Linked DNA regions of Homo sapiens: region 1 is linked to region 2. The links are chromatin loops, found by intact Hi-C in ENCODE. Cell type or tissue: heart right ventricle. All regions are shown on one strand. Each heading gives the region's core, and the rest is flanking DNA. Links, peaks and the distances in the headings are about the cores only.

Region 1 (10,726 bases), core at 1,823-9,822, 59 kb after region 2:
GGTGCAGCCAGGGCCAGGGACAAGGCTGCACACCAAGGTGGTGCTCATCTCTCCTTGGCTGACGTCTCCTAGGTCTTAGTACTTTCCACACCTGGCATCTGAGATGTACTCCCCCTCGCCTCCTGGGTGACTTGCATGGTTAAGAGTTTTAAATGAAAATAGATTTGCAAGCACCCTCCATGTGGGATGGTAGTTTGTGACGTTTGCTCAAAGTTTAGTTATTCTTGACCTTCGTTGATATTAAAATCACCTGGGTGCTTTCAAACCCACCTGTGCCCCTGCTCCCTACCACCCAAGATTTTTCTTTTTTTTTTTTTTTTTTGAGACCAAGTCTCACTCCGTCCCCCAGACTGGAATGCAGTGGTGCGATCTTGGCTCGCTGCAACCTCTGCCTCCTGGGTTCAAGCAATTCTCCTGCCTCAGGCTCCCGAGTAGCTGAGATTACAGGCACCTACTACCACGCCTGGCTAATTTTTGTACTTTTAGTAGAGACGGGGTTTCAATCATGTTGGCGAGGCTGGCCTCAAACTCCTGACCTCACGGGATCTGTCGCCTCGGCCTCCCAAAGTGCATGAGCCACCATGCCCGGCCAGGATTCTCTTTTAATTGGTCTGTGGTGAGGCCTGGGTATCGGTATCTTTCAAAGCACCCTAGGTGATTCTACTGTGCTGTCAAGTTTGAGACCCACTGATTTAATTGGGTAAGAGCTTTTAAAGCTCTTATCTAGACCAGCGGCTCTGAACCCAGGAGACGTTTGACAATGTCTGAAGACATTTCTGGTTATCACAGCTGGCAGTAGGAGGGTGCTCCTGGTAGAAGGCAGGAGGCTGTGGAACATCCTGCAGTGCTCGGGACAGCACCACACAACAGGTGGAGAATTACCTGGCCATAGTGCTGAGGTTGAAAAACCCTGTCCTAGACATAAAGATATAAAATAATCAAGAAAGGTTATCAGGGTTATAAGATGACAAGCTCTATATGTAAATTTTCACATTTGCTCCGCAGTTTTGTTTTTTTTTTTGAGATGGAGTCTCGCCCTGTTGCCCAGGCTGGAGTGCAATGGTGTGATCTCAGCTCACTGTAACCTCCGCCTCCTGGGTTCAAAAGATTCTCCTGCCGCAGCCTCCCAAGTGGCTGGGATTACAGGTGGCCGCCACCACACTTGGTTAATATTTGTATTTTTAGTAGAGACGGGGTTTTACTATGTTAGCCAGGCTGGTCTCGAACTCCTCAGCTCATGAACTGCTTGCCTCGGGATTACAGGCTGGGATTACAGGCGTGAGCCACCGCGCCCGGCCTGCTCCAGCAACTTAAGCCCATTAATCTGGAAACAGCCAAGAATGGAAAAGGCAGTTTTAGTTATTTTCTTCTGCCTAACTTTCCCTGGAAACAGAGGCCTCCATCACAGTTTTTGTTTTCTTTTTCTTTTCGTTATTTAGGCTTACCCAGACCTATGTCACGATCTTCATTCCAGCTCTTCCTGTAAGTGCTCAAGGGCTAAGAGATTCCCTTCTTGGGGTCCGTGGGTGAAAGGTAGCCACCATATCTGTGAGCTCAGTGTATTGGCTCAGTCTTAGATGATTCTTATCTGTGGTGTTGGTGCCTTCAAGGAAGCCTGTTTTTATTTATGCCTGTTAAGGACACAACAGATGTTCATCTCAAGGAACACCAAGATTGAGGCTACTCCAGGACGTCTGGAGTAGAGCTGGAGAGACCTCCAGAATCATCCATGGAGAAGAGTGCAAACTTTTATTGTAAACAAGGGCAAAGTCTCACCCATCTCAGAACCCCTGAGGGTGTCACTTAGAACCTTTAGACTTTTTTTTGGTCTGCTGCGTTTGACCACACAGAACCTTAAGCATGGGTTAATGTTTGACACAGCAGTGTGTGGCCAATGAACAATGAGAGCTAAGTGGTTTTTTTGTTTGTTTGTTTGGTGTTTTTGAGACAGGGTCTCATTCCATCACCCAGGCTGAAGTACAGTGGGATCGTCATAGCTCACTGCAGCCTTGACCTCCTGGGCTCAAGCCATCATCCTGCCTCAGCCTCCTGAGTTGCTGGAACTACAGGCACATGCCACCACACTTGGCTAATTTTTTAGTTTTGTAGAGACAGGGTCTTGCTAATTTTTTTTTTCTAAGATAGGGTGTCACTCTGTCACCCAGGCTGAAGTGCAGTGGCACAGTCCTCACTCATTGCAACCTCTGCCTCCCTGGCTCAAGTGATCCTCCCACCTCAGCCTCCTGATTAGCCGATACTACAGGTGCACACCACCACGCCCAGCTAATTTTTGTATTTTTTGTAGAGATAGCATTTTACCATGTTTCCCAGGCTGGTCTCAAACTCCTGCGTTCAAGCAATCCATCTGCTTTGGCCTCCCGAAGTGTTGGGTTGCATGTGTGAGCCACCACACCTGGCCTGAGAGCTAAGTGTTTGTTATTCAGCTGGAGGCTGTAGCTGAATTAGTCTGCAGGGGCTTCCGTAATATAATACCACACACTAGGGAGCTTAAACAACAGAAGTTTATTTTCTTACAGTTCAGGAAGCTGGAAGTCCAAGGTCAAGGTGCAGCAGGGTTGGTGTCCTCTGCGGCCTCTCTCCTTGGCCTGTGGACGGCCACCCTCTGCAGGTTGTCCCCTGTGCATTCATCCCCCGGTATCCCCTGTCTTCTTATGAGGACACGAGTCCTATTGGATTAGGGCCCCACCCTAATGACCTCATTTTAATTTAATCTCCCCTTGAGGACCTCCAAATAGTCACACTGGGGACTAGGGCTTCAACATACGGATCTAGGGACACCATTTGCCCTCAGAATTGGCAGTGTGCTCGCTTACTTATCCTGAAACCTTGTAAATGTGACAGTCTTTCATGATTCCACCACATAGGACCAGTCTATATGGAGGTGCCCATCTGGAGTGTGCCTGGGGCCTCCTTTCCATGCCAGTGTCCCCAGAAGAGTCCTGGCCATTCACCCAGGGAAACTCCACCTCCTTTTGCCAGATGGAGGGAATATGCTTGGGGCATATGCACCCATAAAGAAGATGTGGGAAGCCCCTGGGCCATAACACCCTGGCCCCAGCCCTGTCCTGAGACGACAGCCTCTGTGGCTCCGTGCGGGAGCAGAGGGCAGCCGAACCTTGGCTGTGGCTCCTAGCTCCCTGCCGTGTGACCTCACTTCTGTGTGGCAAGGCTGAAACATTAACATTCATCTCTCTTGTTCTCTTGTAGGCAACCTTTCTTTATATGTTACAAGTTAAATATTTGCTCAACCAGGTAATACTGACTGTTCTCTTCCTTTGGGAGGCTAATGGGAGTTTGTACCTTTCTGGGAATGGGGGCCCTGAAGATACTCCAGGACCAGGGACCCCAGGGTGGAGGGAGCTCACTGCTGGGAGCCACTGAAAGATATTTTTTCAGTGTTGTGCACACAGAACTTGGATGTCAAGAGGTTTGTTAAGTGATGTCAAGGAAAGAACATATTATATTTGGCTCTGGAAAACTCTTATCCAATTCCCACTTGGAAATATTGTCATTGGCAGGGTGGGCTCAGAGCCGCAGTGTTCCTTGGCTCTGCATTTTAACCAGCGTCCTGGAAAGAAGGGTGCATGCCCATTTGCTCCTAAGACAGAGCGCAGGCTGGGGGCAGCTCGTCTGGCAGAGAGGGAACCAAACTGTCTGCTCTGTTCTGTCGGAATGGCCCCACTTTTCTCATTGAGGATGTAAGAGCTCAAACTCTAATGACACCTAACGTCAGCCAGAACTCCTCCTCTGTGATTAAACAGTCAGGGCCAAAGGCCATGGCTTGGTAGGGGTGGATTTATGAAATCAGCATATGTGGGACTCTCTACATTCTTCCAGATAAGTCCAGGTAAACAGGGGTACTCGGCAATGGATCCCGGCCACACTGGCGGGCTCTCCAGGCATGTGCAACAGGAAGGGCCAGGAGGGGAGGAGGAAGAAAGGAAGTTTCCCACCTATGCAGTGTTCTTAAAGTTAAGATATTCCTCTATTAGAACAAAATTTTTAAAGTAGATATGGGGTCTTGCTATGTTGCCCAGGCTGGTTTCAAACTTCTGGCCTCAAGCAATCCTCCTGCCTCAGTCTCCAAAAGTGCTGGACTTACAGGTGTGAGCCACTGCATCCGGCCAGGATATTACTCTATCAACAAAACAAGAATATTTAGAATCCCGATTAGCATAGAATGACATATCAGAAATAGGTGTAGACTAGAGAGAAGGAAACCCACACATTTCATCCGGCTTTGGGCTGTCTCCTTTTGATCTAGACCCTTGCTAAGGCAGCATGGATGCCTTAGCACCCTGCAAGGCCTTCTCCTGGACTCAGTCCCCCAACCACTGTGGTGGCCCTAACCTCAGGGTCTGATGTGACCTGCTGAGGACAATGAGTGTGAAAGTCTTCTTTCCTGTTCTCTGGGGCACAGGGAAAGGCATGGAAGTAGGAGCCACGAGCTGAGAGGGGTTGGGAGCTTTGAACTTGGTTACAGAGGACACGTGGAGTTTCCAAGGTTGGGAAGGAAGGCAGGGGATCCTAGACAGAGGTGCAGCAGAGCCTGTTCCTAGGGGCTGGGGCCCGCAGAGTCTCTTTACGCCACTGCGGTGGGAGGGGATGCAGTGAGATGATGGCATCGAGAGGCGGGCTGGCCCAGGGTCAGCGTGCGCAGGGCCTTGTGTTCTCTGCTGGGGCATTTAGTTTTGGGAAATTAACTAATTGGGAGAGGAAGAGGGGAGAGTTATGGACATGATCCAAACAAATAATGGTGAAGGTCTGTGATGAAGAGTTTGCGTTGTGGGAGCAGTGGGAGATACGATGATGGGTGGGTTCTGTAGAAATGGCAGGGGTTGTTGGGCCCCCAGGGTGGAAGGAGTTTCTGTCCTGGGGCCCTTCCCTAGGAAGACAGGGCAACCATTAGCTGAGTGTAGAACCAAAGAGAAGCAGCTGGGAGTTTGGAGAAAGTGAATGCCCTCGGAGAGGGTGGAGGGTGGGAACAGAGCCAGATGGTATCGGGGGAAGGGAGACTTTCAAGTAGGAGAGTCAAGAGGGCTTTGGAGGAGAAGGTGACTCCACTGGACATGGAGACGCATGCGTGTTGCAGGCTTGGCCACCTCTTCTCGTTCTCCCACGAGCCTGCTCCTCTGCCTTCCATTCCATCGCAATGGGTGGAATTCCGTGGCCTCAGCCATTTTTGCTCCCAGTAACCTGTCCTTTTTGTCCCTGTCACATCCTCGACTCCATCTTTCCTTCCCTCCCACATCTGGTCAGTCACCTGGTCCTATAGCTTCTGCCTCCTCCCAATCCTCCATGCCACCACCTGAATTCATTTCTTTCTTCCTTTTTTTTTTTTTTTTTTGAGATGGAGTCTCTGTTGCCCAGGCTAGAGTGCAGTGACGTGACCTCGGCTCACTGCAACCTCCACCTCCGAGGTTCAAGCGATTCTCCTGCCTCAGCCTCCCAAGTAGCTGGGACTACAGGCGCGTGCCACCACGCCCAGCTAGTTTTTGTATTTTTAGTAGAGATGGGGTTTTACCATGTTGGCCAGGCTAGTCTCAAACTCCTGACCTCAGGTGATCCACTCGCCTTGGCCTCCCAAAGTGCTGGGATTACAGGCGTGACCCACCGTGCCCAGCCCTGAATTCATTTCTTGCCATTTGTCCTCTGTGTCATTTCAGAGGACCTTAACCTGTCTCCATCCACTGCCATCTGCCTGAAAAGTAAATCTGATCACTAATTCCCTTGCTACAAACTAACCAGGGCCTCCCCATAAATATGTGGCCTACACAAGTTGTCGGCCAAGACCATTGTCCTGGCCCCATCAGCCTGAGACCACCAGAGACAGGACTGTAGGCCAGTGGGTTTGCAGTTGTGTTTATTGGCCTGTCGCAGTGAGAGAGACTAGAGAGGCTGTGGGATGCCTCAGCAAAGGAAGAAGAGTTATTATAAAGGTTTGAAGAAGGGTGGGGTTCAGGTGACATTTAAGCGAAATCATGGTTTGATAGGCGCTGAGCAGATCTGTGAGTGAGGGGCCCAACATCAGGCCTGGGCTGTGACGTGGACCTGGTGCTCCTCCTTTGGAAACTCAAGGCTAAGAAGGATGTTGAGGGTGGACAGATGTAAAATGCCACATCCAGGAGCTCCCACGAAGCTCTGTGCCTGGGTTGGAAATTGAGGCTACTTTTTTGTGTTAACATGATTTTGAGCCTCCACGCGAGAGTGGGGTGTTTTCTTTTTACTGAAATGATTTCAAACAGCAATGTTTCTGAACAGTCTGATTTTAGACAACAAAGTTTCTCAGTGAGTCAGAAAGCACTCGTCATTCCACTAGGGGAGTAATGACACTTTATGGGGACAGCGTGACCTTGGGAGAAAGGAGGTTTCCTTTTACGTTTGCACTGACTTTATCTGCGTCTGCTATTCTATCCGGATGCGGGGCAGGACAGAGTTTTACTTCCTTGGTCTGATGTAATTTTACTTTCACCCCTGTCTTACTTTGAGACACCAAACAGTCTGGATGTTTCACCAGTCCTGTACTTTTGAAAGTTAGATATGTTGGAATCCCTTCCGTATTCTAGAAAGAAACTCTAGTTTCTTCAAGATCTTAGGTCAATTTTCTGAATTTCTATTTTGGTGAAGAAAGTATTCTCATTTTCTCCTATCGTCCAGTGTCAAAGGTGCCTTGTTGACCCATTTAGCCCCTGCCAGTCCTTGCACTGTTGGAAATAAGCCATTTATCTTCTTCCTTCCCTGCTGCTGAACATATCTTGCCTGTGTCTCTCTGTGGCCAGAACTCCGCACTTTATACCTCAAAGAGAGAAGGAAGAGAAAGGGGTGGGAGAGTGGAAAGGCAGGAGCAACAAGGACATGACCTCCCCAGTTAAGCCCCCCAGCTATGCCTGTGATACCCGCTGAGCAGGCCAGCTGGAGCCTGTGTGTGCTTGGGTAGCAGAAAGGCAGTCCTATTCTGTGGATCTCAAGGATGGCATGCGGTGTCCTTTTTCCAGGGAATTGTACTGCCCCAGATCGTAACTGGAGTTGCAGCCAACCTTGTCAATGCCCTCGCCAACTATCTGTTTCTCCATCAACTGCATCTTGGGGTGATGTGAGTCCAACATACTCTTGGGACAGGGAGAAGGGATGACTTGCATGTGGTTTTTCCAGGAGGGAGAAGAGTGGGCTCTTCAGCTGGTTCTTGTGTCCATGCGTGGTCTCTTTCTTGCACACTGTGGAAAGCACTGTCAGGGATGGAGGGTGAGGCTGCTCTGGGAAGAAGACCTTGGCCTGCTGAGGACAGCACGGGAAGGGATGAGTCTCCCCTCCTCACTGAGTTGGGCAGGGAGAGGCGCAGGAAGGTACCTCCCTCTCATTGGGACTGTTCTTTCCAGAGGCTCTGCACTGGCAAACTTGATTTCCCAGTACACCCTGGCTCTACTCCTCTTTCTCTACATCCTCGGGAAAAAACTGCATCAAGCTACATGGGGAGGTAATGACTGCCCTTTTGTCTTCCAACTGGGATGTGGGTTTTGTCTCAGGTTGAGTTCCAGCCCGATGGCCAGATCTCCTGGAAATGTGTGTGTCCCCCCCACAGGCTGGTCCCTCGAGTGCCTGCAGGACTGGGCCTCCTTCCTCCGCCTGGCCATCCCCAGCATGCTCATGCTGTGCATGGAGTGGTGGGCCTATGAGGTCGGGAGCTTCCTCAGTGGTCTGTATGAGGATGGATGACGGGGACTGGTGGGAACCTGGGGGCCCTGTCTGGGTGCAAGGCGACAGCTGTCTTTCTTCACCAGGCATCCTCGGCATGGTGGAGCTGGGCGCTCAGTCCATCGTGTATGAACTGGCCATCATTGTGTACATGGTAAGCAGGGGAGCCGATCATGGGGAGGTGCCAGGCGTTTTCCTTGCTTGGTATCTGAAAGAGTCTATGGATGAGCACAGGCATTCGTACATGAATCATTTGTGAAATGATGGACAAAAGTCAAATCCCATCCTTGAGCCTGGGAGGGTACCTCTGCTACAGCTGGATCTTCCCTAGGAACTGAAGGGGGGCTGGAGAGAAACTGCACATGATCTGCTGGTTCTCCATCTCCTAACGCAGCTCCCAGCTGAATCTTCCCTTGAAAGATTTGATTTTGTTTCCATACTTTTAGAATCTTTTTCAGTTGTCACAACACAAATGCCTTGAGGGGCCAGGTGGGTGGCATAGCAGAGGGATGAGGCTGGGTGTATGACCATAAACATCAAGCTGCCTGTGTCACTATGCCCGCTCCTGCCTGGTTCTGAAGCCTCTGAAAACACAGTGTGGCTACTGCAAGGTAGATCCCCAAAACAACTGAAAGCAGGGTCTTAAAGGGATTTTTTTTTTTTTTTTGAGATGGAGTCCCACTCTTGTTGCCCTGGCTGGAGTGCAATGGTGTGATCTCGGCTCACTGCAACCTCCGCCTCCCGGGTTCAAGCATTTCTTCTGCCTCAGCCTCCCAAGTAGCTGAGATTACAGGTGCCTGCCACCACGCCCAGCTAATTTTGTATTTTCAGTAGAGACAGGGTTTCACCATGTTGGTCAGCTGGTCTTGAACTCCTGACCTCAGGCGATCTACCCGCCTTGGCCTCTCAAAGTGTTGGGATTACAGGCGTGAGCCACCGCGCCTGACTTGTTAACTGTGTTCACAGGAGCATTATTGACAGTAGACAAAAGGTGGAAGCAACCTATGTGTCTGCGGGTAAATGAAATGGGTTCTATGCATACAGTGGAGTATTATTCAGCCTTAAAAGGGAGGAAATTTTGATCATAGAGAACACTAGTCATTAGGAGGCTTTTCTTTGGCTTTATTTTCCTGAAAACATCAACTGGAGATTCTGAAGGAAGCAAGTACCATTTTAGAAATGTAAAATTAAAAACAAAGGGAGTTTATAATGTGGGGAGAAACTCAAGCCAGCAGATATGCTTGGCATTTTTTGCAGTATTAACACTTAGATTTTTTCCCTCTGATATTGGTTATGTTTTAAAACATAGAGTACACATTTTCTGTTTTGTTTAAGAATTATTCTCTTGCAGACCTATGTTTTTTGTTTTTGTTTTTCTATCCTTGGCAGAGTTTTTTAACATGGATTTTTTACTTCACTTTTAATATTTTATTTACATTTTATATTTGAGTAAATTCATTAACTATATCTAAGTCAAAATGCTTAATGGTATATAGGATTCCACTATATGTGATATACTTTTAAAATCAATTTCCTATGGTTGAATAGTTTATTTCCAATGTTTCAATATTAACAACTCTTCAAGGAACATCCTAGGAAAAAATATCTTCATATACTTGTCTGATTATTTCTTTAAGATTCATAAAAGTGGGCCCAGGGTATGTTCACGGGGCGATGCTGCCCTCCCAGCTGGCCCATGGGTGACCCTGGGAACATTAACTGCCTCACAACGTTTGTGCCTCAGTTACCCGTAGATGTAGTGAGGGTAACAATACTTACTCTCGTTGGTGATAAGGAACAGCTAACACAACACACAGGGTTTTTCTGCTCCCAAAATGGGATTCTTCAGTGCACCAAATCGAAGAAAGCACTGGAGCTCACGCTGGTTTCTCCATTGTTTCTCCTTAACAGTGGAAACTGTAACTTTTGTTCTAGTAGCATCTAGCATGCTCAATAATTATTTGTAAATAAAAGTTATACTTTCCCTCCAAAAAAAAAAAAAAAAAGATTCATAAAAGTGAAACAAAGGTACGATTTTATGTCTTTTGAATATATTTCCATATGCTTTCCAATAGGCTTGTAAGAATTTACACTTGTATTTCTTAATCAAAAGAAAGATGTATGCCCTTTCCTCAGGTTCACCAGTTTTGTCACATTTATTCTGTCTGGTCTATCTACACAGTCCATGTTCAAATACTATATCAATACAGTCAATTCAAAACAATACCAATTGTTCTGGTAATGTCCCTTATCACTAATTTTCCCCTAGCGTCATATCTCTTTAGTGTCCTTTAATCTGGAACAGATCTTCATTGTTCCTTCGTCTTTCTTGACCTTGGCATTTTTGAAGAACATAGGCCGTTATCTGTAGAAGTTCACTCAGTGTGGTGCAGCTGATGTTTCCTTATAAATAAATTTAGATTGTCCGTTTTGGGCAGGAAAGCTAGAGAAGTGATGCTGTGTCCTTCTTAGTGCACCATATCAGGAGGCACATGATGTTGATCTGTCTCAGTGTTGGTGATACTACTTTTTACTTGTTGGTGGTTGTTTTTATTTTACTTATTTTTTTTTTTTTAAGACAGTGTCTTGTTCTGGTGACAGCGGCCTGATCTTGGCTTACTACAGTCTTGACCTCCTGGACTCAAGCAATCCTCCCACCTCAGCCTCCTGAGTAGCTGGGACTACAGGCATGCACCACCACTCCCAGCTAATTTTTAAAAAAAATTTGGTCTTGTTATGTTGCCCAGGCTGGTCTCAAACTCCTGGGCTCAAGCAATCATTCCACCTTGGCCTTCCAAAGTGCTGGGATTACAGGCACAGCCATTGCACCCTGCCAGTATTAACTTTGATTGCTTGGTTAAGGTGGTACCTGCCAGGTTTCTCCTGTCAAGTTACTACCTTTCCCTTTGTAATGAATAAATAATTTGTCAGGCGATCTCTGTTTGTCCCTACTTGTGAATTTATAGGCAGAGACTCAGTCTTCTATTACTTTTTTATTTCTCAATCTGTGTAT
Region 2 (10,726 bases), core at 1,330-9,329:
CTTCCATCTCCCAAACTCTTGATGCTTTTCCCTCTCTGTGTGTGTTTTGTCTGCACCCATGTCTGCACTTCCACTCCCCTGAGATTCAAATGAAGCTGGGGAAGAACAATGGGAAACATTTCTGAATAGGGGCTGTCTTGGCCTGTGTTGCTATAAATGAACACCTGAGACTGGATAATTTATAAAGAAAAAAATGTCGGCCGGGCGTGGTGGCTCATGCCTGTAATCCCAGCACTTTGGAAGGCCAAGGTGGGTGGATCACCTAAAGTCAGGAGTTAGAGAACAGCCTGACAAACATGGTGAAACCCCGTCTCTACTAAAAATACAAAAATTAGCTGGGGGTGGTGATGCCTGCCTGTAGTCCCTGATACTTGGGGGGCTGAGGCAGGAGAATTGCTTGAACTCAGGAGGTGGAAGCTGCAGTGAGCCAATATTGCACCACTACACCATGTTGGTCAGGCTGGTCTCAAACTCCTGATCTCGTGATCCACCCGCCTCGGCTTCCCAAAGTGCTAGGATTACGGGTGTGAGCCACCACACCCGGCCTTCCTTGCAGATTCTTTTGGTACATAGCTCCATATTTCTTTCTTTCTTTTTTTTTTTGAGACAGAGTCTTGCTCTGTCGCCCAGGCTAGAGTGCAGTAGTGCGATCTCGGCTCACTGCAAGCTCCGCCTCCCGGGTTGATGCCATTCTCCTGCCTCAGCCCCCCAAGTATCAGGGATTACAGGCAGGAGTAGATGGGACTACAGGCGCCCGCCACCACACCCAGCTAATTTTTTGTATTTTTAGTAGAGACGGGGTTTCACCATGTTGGCCAGGATGGTCTCGATCTCCTGACCTCGTGATCCGCCCGTCTTGGCCTCCCAAAGTGCTAGGATTACAGGCGTGAGCCACTGCGCCCGGTCTCATAGCTCCATATTTCAAAATAGGATGCTGTATTTTGCTCTTTCCTCCATCCCACTCCCCGCCACACATGTGCAACCTTCTCTGCCACTCCATCTTCCTCACAGAGTTTGGCGTGGGTTACCTTTCTGAGACCCAGCAAAGGTTGCTGATCTCCTTCTTTTATGGACACTTCCTTGGGATGTGTCATAGTCCTTGGTTTTCTTCTCATATCGAAGAATGGAAACACAGAGCTAGTTGGAAGGTTTGAATATGTAAAGGTTTCAGCATGCAAATTTCACGTTAGCGTGTTCTGTCGAGGCAGTGTCCTTGAGGACCCAGCCATAATTAGGCTTACGTCACAGGCCGATGCTAGGACATGGTGTAAAGTGAGTTTCCTGTTATCCCCACAGTGGCTGAGGTCACACTTAGTAATTATCCATGTGGGCAGAATATTTTTGTTGTTTAAGCTATACTCTTTTTTTTTTTTTTTGAGACAGAGTTTCTCTCTTGTTGCCCAGGCTGGAGTGCAATGGTGCAATCTCGGCTCACCACAACCTCCACCTCCCAGGTTCAAGCGATTCTCCTGCCTCAGCCTCCTGAGTAGCTGGGATTACAGGCACGTACCACCACGCCTGGCTAATTTTGTATTTTTAGTAGAGACGGGGTTTCTCCATGTTGAGGCTGGTCTTGAACTCCTGACCTCAGGTGATCCACCTGCCTCAGCCTCCCAAAGTGCTGGGATTACAGGCGTGAGCCACCACACCTGGCCAGTTTAAGCTAACTCTTACAGAAGAGTGCTCAGCTCATAGGGGATCCCTTTATACAAGAGATAAGAACCAAACAAAAAGGAATGAATGATTCAAAGTAGAATTTCAGATGCTGAAAAGGCAATGAAAAAGTAAAGAAGCACATGAGTTACAGTAGATGGATCTGCGTTCCAGCCTCAACAGTGGTATCCAGCAGCACAAAACCCTCTTCCTGTATGTTACGGGCTGAATTGTGTCCCCCGCCTCTCAATTCATATATTGACGTCCTAATCCCCAGCACCTCAGAATGTGACTGTATTTGGAACAAGGGCCATTATATCGGTGGGCCTTAACCCAATATAACTGGTGTCCTTATAAGAAAAACATTATCCTTCCACCCGCAGGATCCACTGTTGGAAAACCAGAATAGTATCAGAAATAGTGGCAGGAAATAGGGACTTGAATAGAGGAAGGGAGGTGTTTTTATTACTTAGTCCTCCCACCCTCAATGAAAAAAGAGACAAGTAGGGAAGAATTCTGATTGTCAGTGAACATAGCACTCAAGAAAATATATTAGGTCTATAAAATGATAGTTTAAAACCTGATGGTATGGTTTGAATGTGTCCAACACTCAAAGTTCATGTGTTAGAAACCTGATCCCCAATGCAGCAATGTTGGGAGGCAGGGCCTAATGGGAGGTGTTTGGGTCACGGGGGCTCCGCCCTCATGAATGGATTAATGCCATTCTTAGAGGAAAAGATTCATTACTGTGGGAGCGGGTTCCTTATAAAAGGACCAGTTCAGCTCCCTCTTGCACTCACTCTCTCTCTGTTTCTCACTCTTTCTTTGCCCTTCCACTATGGGACGACACAGCAAGTAGGCCCTTGCCAGAACCTGGAGCCCTCCAGAACGGTGAGCTAATAAATTTCGGTCCATTATAAGCTATAAGACCCTTCACTGATACCTCAAAATGATGTATGGGTGTGACTAGGAGGGCTTTTAAGAATGTTAAAGAAATGATGTCACTGAAAATGGTGGACTAGAGAACTCCAAAACCCATCCCTCCACTAAAGCAACAATTAAACTGGCAAAAAAAATGTCAGAATTTACTTTTCCTGAATTTTGGGATAATAAAAAACAACCACTGAGGGTCTGGTTAATGAAGAAAGAAGCAGCTAAATTTTGGTAAGAGATATTGTGGCATTTCAATGTAACCCCCAATCACCTCTCAATCCCCAGTTCAGAAAGCAGCTATGGAGATGGTGGCCCACATTCCTTGGGCAGCTTGCTTGTGCCAGAGAGGCCAATAAGGTCCTTGTTCTCAAAAAGCTGTGGTTGTATTTTTCGACCAGTCTGGCAGCAACCAGAGGGACTGACTCAGAGGCTTGCCTTTGTTTCATCGCCCTCAGAACTTTCAGCATTGGAACCACCTTCCCAGCAGTGTTTGTCGAAAGGATTTAAAGGCATATGCCAGCTGTAGCCACCTGGAGCAAGGGAAAACAGATGGGGCCAGAAGCAGACACACCAGAGCACCTAGGAGGGAAGAGGCTGGGGAAAGAGAAACATGGAGAAATAAAGACTTCGAAAAGCTCCTGCATAGCTGGGCGCAGTGGCTCACGCCTGTAATCCCAGCACTTTGGGAGGCCGAAGTGGGCAGATCACGAGGTCAGGAGATCGAGACCATCCTGGCTAATGTGGTGAAACCGCATCTCTACTAAAAACACAAAAATTAGCTGGGTGTAGTAGTGCACGCCAGTAGTCCCAGCTACTCGGGAGGCTGACGCAGGAGAATTACTTGAACCCGGGAGGCAGAGCTTGCAGTGAGTGGAGATCGTGCCACTGCACTCCAGCCTGGCAAAAGAGCAAGACTCAGTCTCAAAAAAAAAAAAAAAAAAAAAAAAAAAACAAAGCAAAGGTCAGGCGCGGTGGCTCACGCCTGTAATCCCAGCACTTTGGGAGGCCGAGGTGGGGGATCACTTGAGGTCAGGAGTTTGAAACCAGCCTGGCCAACCTGGCGAAACTCTGTCTCCACTAAAAATACAAAAATTAGCCAGGCATGGTGGTGGGCGCCTCCCAGCTACTCGGGAGGCTAAGGCACCAGAATTGCTTGAACCAGGAGGCAGAGGTTGCAGTGAGCTGAGATCGTGCCACTGCACTGTAGCCTGGGTGACAGAGCGAGACTCTTTCAAAAAAAAAAAAAAAGCCAAAAAGTAGAACCCAAATATTCACCAACTGATGAATGGAAAATAAAATGTGGCCAGGCGTGGTGGCTCACACCTGTAATCCCAGCACTTTGGGAGGCTGAGGCGGTGGATCACCTGAGGTCAGGAGTTTGTGACCAGCCTGACCAACATGGTGAAACCCTGTCTCTACTAAAAATACAAAATTAGCTGGGCGTGGTGGCACATGCCTGTAATCCCAGCTACTTGGAAGGCTGAGGCAGAATCGCTTGAACCTGGGAGGCGAAGGTTGCAGTGAGCCGAGAGGCCATGTACTGTATGATTCTATTTACATGGAATACTCAAAACAGGCAATTCCATAAAGATAGAAAGTAGACTAGTGGTTGCCTTTGGCTGTAGAAACTGGCAGATGCGTTGGTTAATTTTATTTGTCACCCTGACTGGGGAACAGAGAGCCCAGATATTTGGTCAAACATTATTCCAGGTGTGTCTGTGAGGGTGTTTTTGGATGAGATTAGCATTTAAATCAGTAGACTGAGTAAAGCCAACTGCAAATGTGGGTGGGCCTGATTAGAACAAAAAACCCCACCCTCCCTTGAGTAACATTGCTTCTTCCTGGGTCTTGAGCCCACTGGCCTTCAGATGGAAATTACACCAGTGGCTCTCCTAGCTTTCAGGCCTTTGGACTTAGACTAGAACAAAACCATCAGTTCTTCCTGGTCTCCAGCTTGCTGACTGACCCTGGAGATCTTAGGACTTGCAAGAGCCAATTCAAATGCATATATGTGTTATTGGTTTCCTTTATCTGGATAATTCTGACTAATTCATGGGAATTGGGAGGTGACGGTTAAGATTTCTTTTTGGGATGATAAAAATATTCTGCAATTGATTTTGGTGATGGCTGCATAACTGTGACTATATTAAAAGCCACTGAATTTTATGGCATGTGAGTTCTATCTCAATATAACGTTAGCTATTTTTGTATGGTATATGAATCACATCTCATGATAACATATAGCTACTTTTTTTTTTAAGAAAATCTGCTTTTAAAGGCATTTGATACTCACATTGTATATACTTTATTAAAGACCTAGAGGCAGAGGCTCTAGAAGGAGCAGGGGTCCCCAGCCACCGGGAGATTCCCAGCTCCCTTCTCGTGCTTGGATTCGCGCACTCAGGCTCATCCCTGCGGGTGGGCCTCTTGGACGCAGCACCCTCCGGAGACAGCGCCACGGGTGTGGGACTTTTCCTCCTTTCCAATTGGCAAAGTGATCCCGGGCAAGTCATTGTCCGTCATCCCAGGTATGCCTCTATAAGGTGTGGGACAGCTCCTGGTTCCACAGAGGATCGAGCATGGGGGCAGGTGGTGGACCGAACTGGAGAGGAAGGACTCTCGCGATGGGGCAGCAAGTAGGACGGGCGGTTCCAGACGAGCACACGGGGTGGGGCGGGCCAGCGTGACGCCACAGGCGCCCCATTGTGACACACAGGCAGCCTCAGCTGGGATTGGCCGGGAGGCGCCGGCCAGGGATAAAGCCAGAGTTCCAGGGCCCCCACCCTGGCCAGAGTCTGGGCAGAGAGAGTCTCTGCTGCTCCTGCTGCTGCTCCTGCTGCTCCTGCTGCTGCTCCTGCTGCTCCTGCTGCTCCTGCTGCTCCTGCCCGGCCTCCCCTCTAGGTAACCCGGAACCCTGACTCCGGTGAGGAGGCCACGCTCACCTGTCTTGGGTCCCCTAAGTCCCAGGCCTTGTCTGCATGTCAGCCCAGGGCTGGGGCTGCACCCCTGCCTAGGTCTCCCAGGCCCAGCCTCTGACTGCATTCCAGGCTTCTCGCCCTTCTAACTCTCCTGCGGCCTCCCTGCCTCGCGCCCAGGTCTGTTTGGGTCTAGGTAACCAGGGTTGGGTGGCGGCCTCGGGAAGCCGATGTGCTGTGGGAAGTGTGGATGCCGCGTAGCGGTGCCTCCATGGGAAGCCGTGCCTCCAGCTCAGGGACAGATGTCCTCAGTGGGGCCCACTGTCCAGCTGGACATCTCTAGAGCCTCCGGGACAAATTTAGACTGAAACCCATTGAACCTTTGGAAACATTCATCAAATAAACTGAATTGGGAGCATAGGAACAGAAATAAATGAAGGTCATTCCCTGCAGAGAAGAACCAAAACCACAGAGAATGAAGAACTAGGTTTTAGAATAGGAGCATCTAAAAATAGTTTGTACAGGTGCAGAGAGGCTGCCTTTTTGCTCATGATGACAAGAAACATCAGAACCTCAAAACAGGGCTTAGAGGAGCCACCTTTCCCCACAAAAAAAGGTGTGGATTGTACCTCTCTTTCCTTTAAAGAACCCCAGGATTGGTTAATGGTTCTGTGGGATATGGGGGCCTAAGTCCTGGCCCAGAATTTATTGAAGTGTTTGGGGGAACCTGTAATCAATACGATTTTATTCTTAGGAACATTTTCAGCAGGACACGGTGGCTCAGACTTGTAATCCCAGCACTTTAGGAGGCGGAGGTGGGTGGATTGCTTGAGCCCAGCAGTTCAAGACTAGCTTGAGCAACATGGCAAAACCCCATCTCTACAAAAGGAAAAAAAAGGAACACTTTTCTTCAGAAAAGGAAGATGTCAATGGACTGAACAGTAGATTAAACATGTTTAAAAAAAAAAATCTCCAGGCCGGCAAGGAGTCTTATGCCTGTAATCCCAGCACTTTGGGAGGCCAAGGCAGGCGGATCACCTGAGGTCAGGAGTTCTAGACCAGCCTGGCTAACATGGTGAAACCCCATCTCTACTAAAAATATAAAAATTAGCCGGGCATGGTGGCAGGTGCCTGTAATCCCAGCTATTCGGAAGGCTAAGGCAGGAGAATTGCTTGAACCTGTGAGGCGGAGGTTGCAGTGAGCCAAGATCGTGCCATTGCACTCCAGCCTTGGCAACACAGTGAGACTCCGTCTCGGAAAAAAAAAAAAATCTCTATAAAGATGCAAGAGTCCTTACAATATTATCAAAATGTGAATTGAAGCCAAAAGCAGAAAATCTCTTGTGGGCAGGGAGTGGACAGCAAAAGGCTTTTTAAAGGAAGATATTCCACACAAAAAAGAATGGAGCCTCTTTCCCTCAGCGGCCCAAGGTAATCTGTGAAAAAGGTTCACTATTCACTTGACCTCGAGAACCCCACAAAATCACGCAAATCAAGAGGTTCCAATATTCGTGTTCACTTTAAGGTATGCGATTCATAGTTGTGATCCAAGAGTTCCTCGTGTTCCACTCAAAAAACACTTGTGAAACTGCCCAGGCCATCAAGAGTGTGCATATACGAAAAGCCACGAAGTCTCTGAAAGATGTCACTTTACAGAAACAGTGCGTACCATTCTAATGTTACAGTAATGAAGTTGGCAAACAGTGGGGTTGGACACAAGGTCGGTGGCCCAAAAAGAGTGCTAAATTTTTGCTGCACATGCTAAAAAATGCAGAGAGTAATGGTGAACTTAAGGGTTTAGATGTAGATTCTCTGGTCATTGAGCATATCCAAGTGAACAAAGCACCGAAGATATGCCACTGGACCTACAGGGCTTATGGTCGGATTAACCCATACGTGAGCTCTCTCTGCCACACTGAGATGATCCTTACTGAAAAGGAACAGATTGTTCCTAAACCAGAAGAGGAGGTTGCCCAGAAGAAAAAGATATCCCAGAAGAAACTGAAGAAACAAAAACTTATGGCACGGGAGTAAATTCAGCATTAAAATAAGTGCAATTAAAAGGAAAACAAAAAGAATGGAGGAAAATTAATAAAGGCCATTAAACAAGGTAAAGTTGTGCAATGAGAATTCAAAAATAGATTTGTAGCAAAGATTAAAATAATGCATGTATAATACAGTGCTAGGAAAATAACAGGTCCTCAGGAAAAAATATTAGATAAAGTAACAAAGATTTGCATTTCCAGACCACTCAGAATTGGTTTGTGAATCATTCTGTAGTGATTCACATCAGATTCACACCAATTCTGTGGCCAATTTACACATTCATAAAGCATCACAAGAAGTTCACACAATCTGGATTCTGAGCATGCAATCAGAGTGATTAGATTGGACTCCATATGGCCTAATCAGAGAAAGAGTAAATTTGAGAGGAGAAATGAGAAAGGGAAAAAGAAAACCAACATTACAACAAAGTAATTAGAAAAAGGGGCCCACTCACACCATGGTGTCTTTGGGTTTATGTGACTCCACTGTAAATATTAACAGCAAACTTAGTTGTCACTCATGCTTGCAGAGAAGCTAGAAGTAGGTTAAATTATACATCTCAGTCCTATAGCACTTGTCAGCTCTGTACCCCATGAAGTCCTAAATTCTGACATATCTGTTGCTATTGTTTGAATGTGTCCTCCAAATTTCATGTGTTGGAAACTAAATCCCCAAATTCATATGTTTATTGGAGGTGAAGCCTTTAGGAGGTAATTAGGATTAGATAACGTCATCACGGCAGAGTCCTATTATGGGACTGGTGGCTTTATAACAAGAGGAAGAAAGACCTGAGATAACATGCACATTTTTGCCCTCTCGCCATGTGACGCCCTCTGCGATGTTATGACATAGCAAGAAGGCCTTCACCAGATGCCGACACCATGCTGTTGGACTTCTCAGCTCCCAAAACCGTGAGCTAAATAAGCTTATTCTTTATAAATTACCCAGCCTCCCCAGGTATTCTGTTATAGCAACAGAAAACAAACCAAGATATCTGTGAAAGCCTAGATACACTAGGCACACTAAATATCAGGAATCCAAAAATTGCTCTCTCTGGAATCCATTTCCATACATTACTTCCCTTAATCCTTACAATAACCCTTTGAGATAGGTTATACTCCACACATTTTAGAGTTGAGGAAACTGGCAAAGAAAAGTTGGGTGACCCATCCAAAATCACACAGCTAGTAGGTAGCAAGGACTTGAGGCCCTGTCCTGACATCTGGCCCTTTGGCATAGTTGTTACCTCTTTCTTGGTAGAATGGATCTCCATACCTTAGATCTTCCTTATTTGTATTGCTGAAGACATTTTTACAATTTTATTTATTTATTTATTTATTTATTTATTTAGAGATGGAGTCTCATTCTTTTGCCCAGACTGGAGTGCAGTGGCACAATTTCTGCTCACTGCAACCTCCATCTCCTGGGTTCAAGCTATTCTCCTCCCTCAGCCTCTCGAGTAGCTGGGATTACAGGCACATGCCACTGTGCCAAGCCAATTTTTGTATTTTTAGTAGAGACAGGGTCTCACCATGTTGGCCAGGCTGGTCTCAAACTCCTGACCTCAAGTGATCCACCTGCCTTGGCCTCCCAAAGTGCTGACATTACAGGTGTGAGCCACCCCACCAGGCCCATGAAGACATTTTAAACCCATAAAAGTAAATTCTGATTAACAATTAGAACAGGTCAGTTGCGGTGGCTCACACCTGTAATCCCAACACTTTGGGAGGCCAAGGCAGGTGGATCACTTGAGGTCAGGAGTTCAAGACCAGCCTGGCCAACATGGCAAAACCCCGTCTCTACTAAAAATACAAAAATTAGCTGGGCGTGGTGGTGCATGCCTGTAATTCCAGCAACTGGGAAGGCTGAGGCACGAGAATGGAGGTTGCAGTGAGCCGAGATCACACCACTGCACTCCAGCTTGGGTGACAGAGCGAGACTCTATCTCAAAAAACAAAACAAAACAAACAACAAAAATCCCAATTAGGACAAAGCCCTCTTTTACAATTAATATCATATATCAGGTTGGAAGACAGCTGTGGTGGTCCAAAAAAGACAGCCTCATATTCATTAATGTTGACAGAATTACAGAGCTCTGTCTGCCACTGGGCCTCTCTCTCTGCACATAGCCCTCACTAATAAGCCACACTCATCATCAGCTGCATTTTGTGAGCATTGAGGAAGCATGGCCTTTGGGTTTAATAAAGTACCGAGTCCAGCTCTCTAGGCTGAAAAACATCTCCAAAGACAAGGTCAGCCAAAATTGTCATGGGGGCAAAGATAAATGGAAAAAGTCATATTTATTGTCAAATAGGGACTGGCTGGATAGGATCCTCATCCCTTGCTAGTTGCACTCACAAGCTGTTACCCCAAGAGACATAGCACTTTCCACTTCCAACATTCCATTTCTCCAATGCAACGGGCATCCAAATCACTCTAGTGTCTTCAGACCATTGAACATACATGGCACTCTTCTAATCAGACAGACCATTGAAAGACTTTAGGCCCTGACTGTTTAGCCACATTTACATGGGTTTGAACTGAACCACATCTTCGGAAAAACCAAAGCCTAATAGGTCACAGAAGCCTTAAAAGGGGGACAGGCAGAGAGAAAAAACAAGGCAATTGTTTCCACCTGTAATCTTTTTGGATTTTCCCATTTTAAGAGAGGGTTTCTTTCCTATTTGAGGGCCTTGAGGCACATCATATGAAATGAATGAAAACCTGGCATCAAACAAAATCATCATGAAAATCTAAATGCCCAACGTTCACAAACTCCCCGAATCTGCATTTTTACCCCCAAGTAGCAGCTAGACTCCACTTTGATCTTCCTCCATCTCCATAACATGGCATTCAGACTGGGGTTTTGTTTTGTTTTGTTTTGTTTTGAGGCAGAGTCTCACTCTGTCCCAAGGCTGGAGTGCAGTGGCATGATCTCGGCTCACTGCAACCTCCACCTCCCAGGTTCAAGCAATTCTCCTGCCTCAGCCTTCTGTGTAGCTGGGACTACAGGCGCATGCCACCATGCCCAGCTAATTTTTCTATTTTTAGTAGAGACGGGGTTTCACCATGTTGGCCAGGATGGTCTCAATCTGTTGACCTCGTGATCCGCCTGCCTCAGCCTCCCAAAGTGCTGGAATTACAGGTGTGAGCCACCGCAGACTGGCCTTTTTTTGTCA

The links. A loop is a pair of places that touch in the nucleus more often than their neighbours do. Peaks named below come from ENCODE experiments on the same cell type or tissue, not always from the same donor. Only the 100,000 strongest peaks of a DNase experiment are listed, where the experiment ranks them.
Region 1: it touches region 2 in a loop (4-fold over the local background); 2 of 110 quality-filtered maps call a loop at or near these places.

What each region holds. Positions count from the first base shown.
Region 1 is chr17:19,548,196-19,558,921 of GRCh38, forward strand. It overlaps SLC47A1 (solute carrier family 47 member 1), which reads left to right. Exons shown (of 17, transcript NM_018242.3): 5 at 1,440-1,482; 6 at 3,229-3,273; 7 at 7,017-7,114; 8 at 7,398-7,495; 9 at 7,601-7,714; 10 at 7,800-7,867. It overlaps SNORA59B (small nucleolar RNA, H/ACA box 59B), which reads left to right and starts at 9,365; the gene lies at 9,365-9,516. RefSeq lists enhancers at 4,132-4,632, 4,633-5,133. In heart right ventricle, for the core only: no CTCF peak of the experiment used is centred there; no DNase peak of the experiment used is centred there; H3K27ac peaks cover 1,056 bases; H3K27me3 peaks cover 399 bases.
Region 2 is chr17:19,489,995-19,500,720 of GRCh38, forward strand. It overlaps the pseudogene RPL17P43. Among named protein-coding and RNA genes, the nearest start is that of TRW-CCA2-1, 13 kb to the right of the region's middle. RefSeq lists an enhancer at 2,634-3,151. In heart right ventricle, for the core only: no CTCF peak of the experiment used is centred there; no DNase peak of the experiment used is centred there.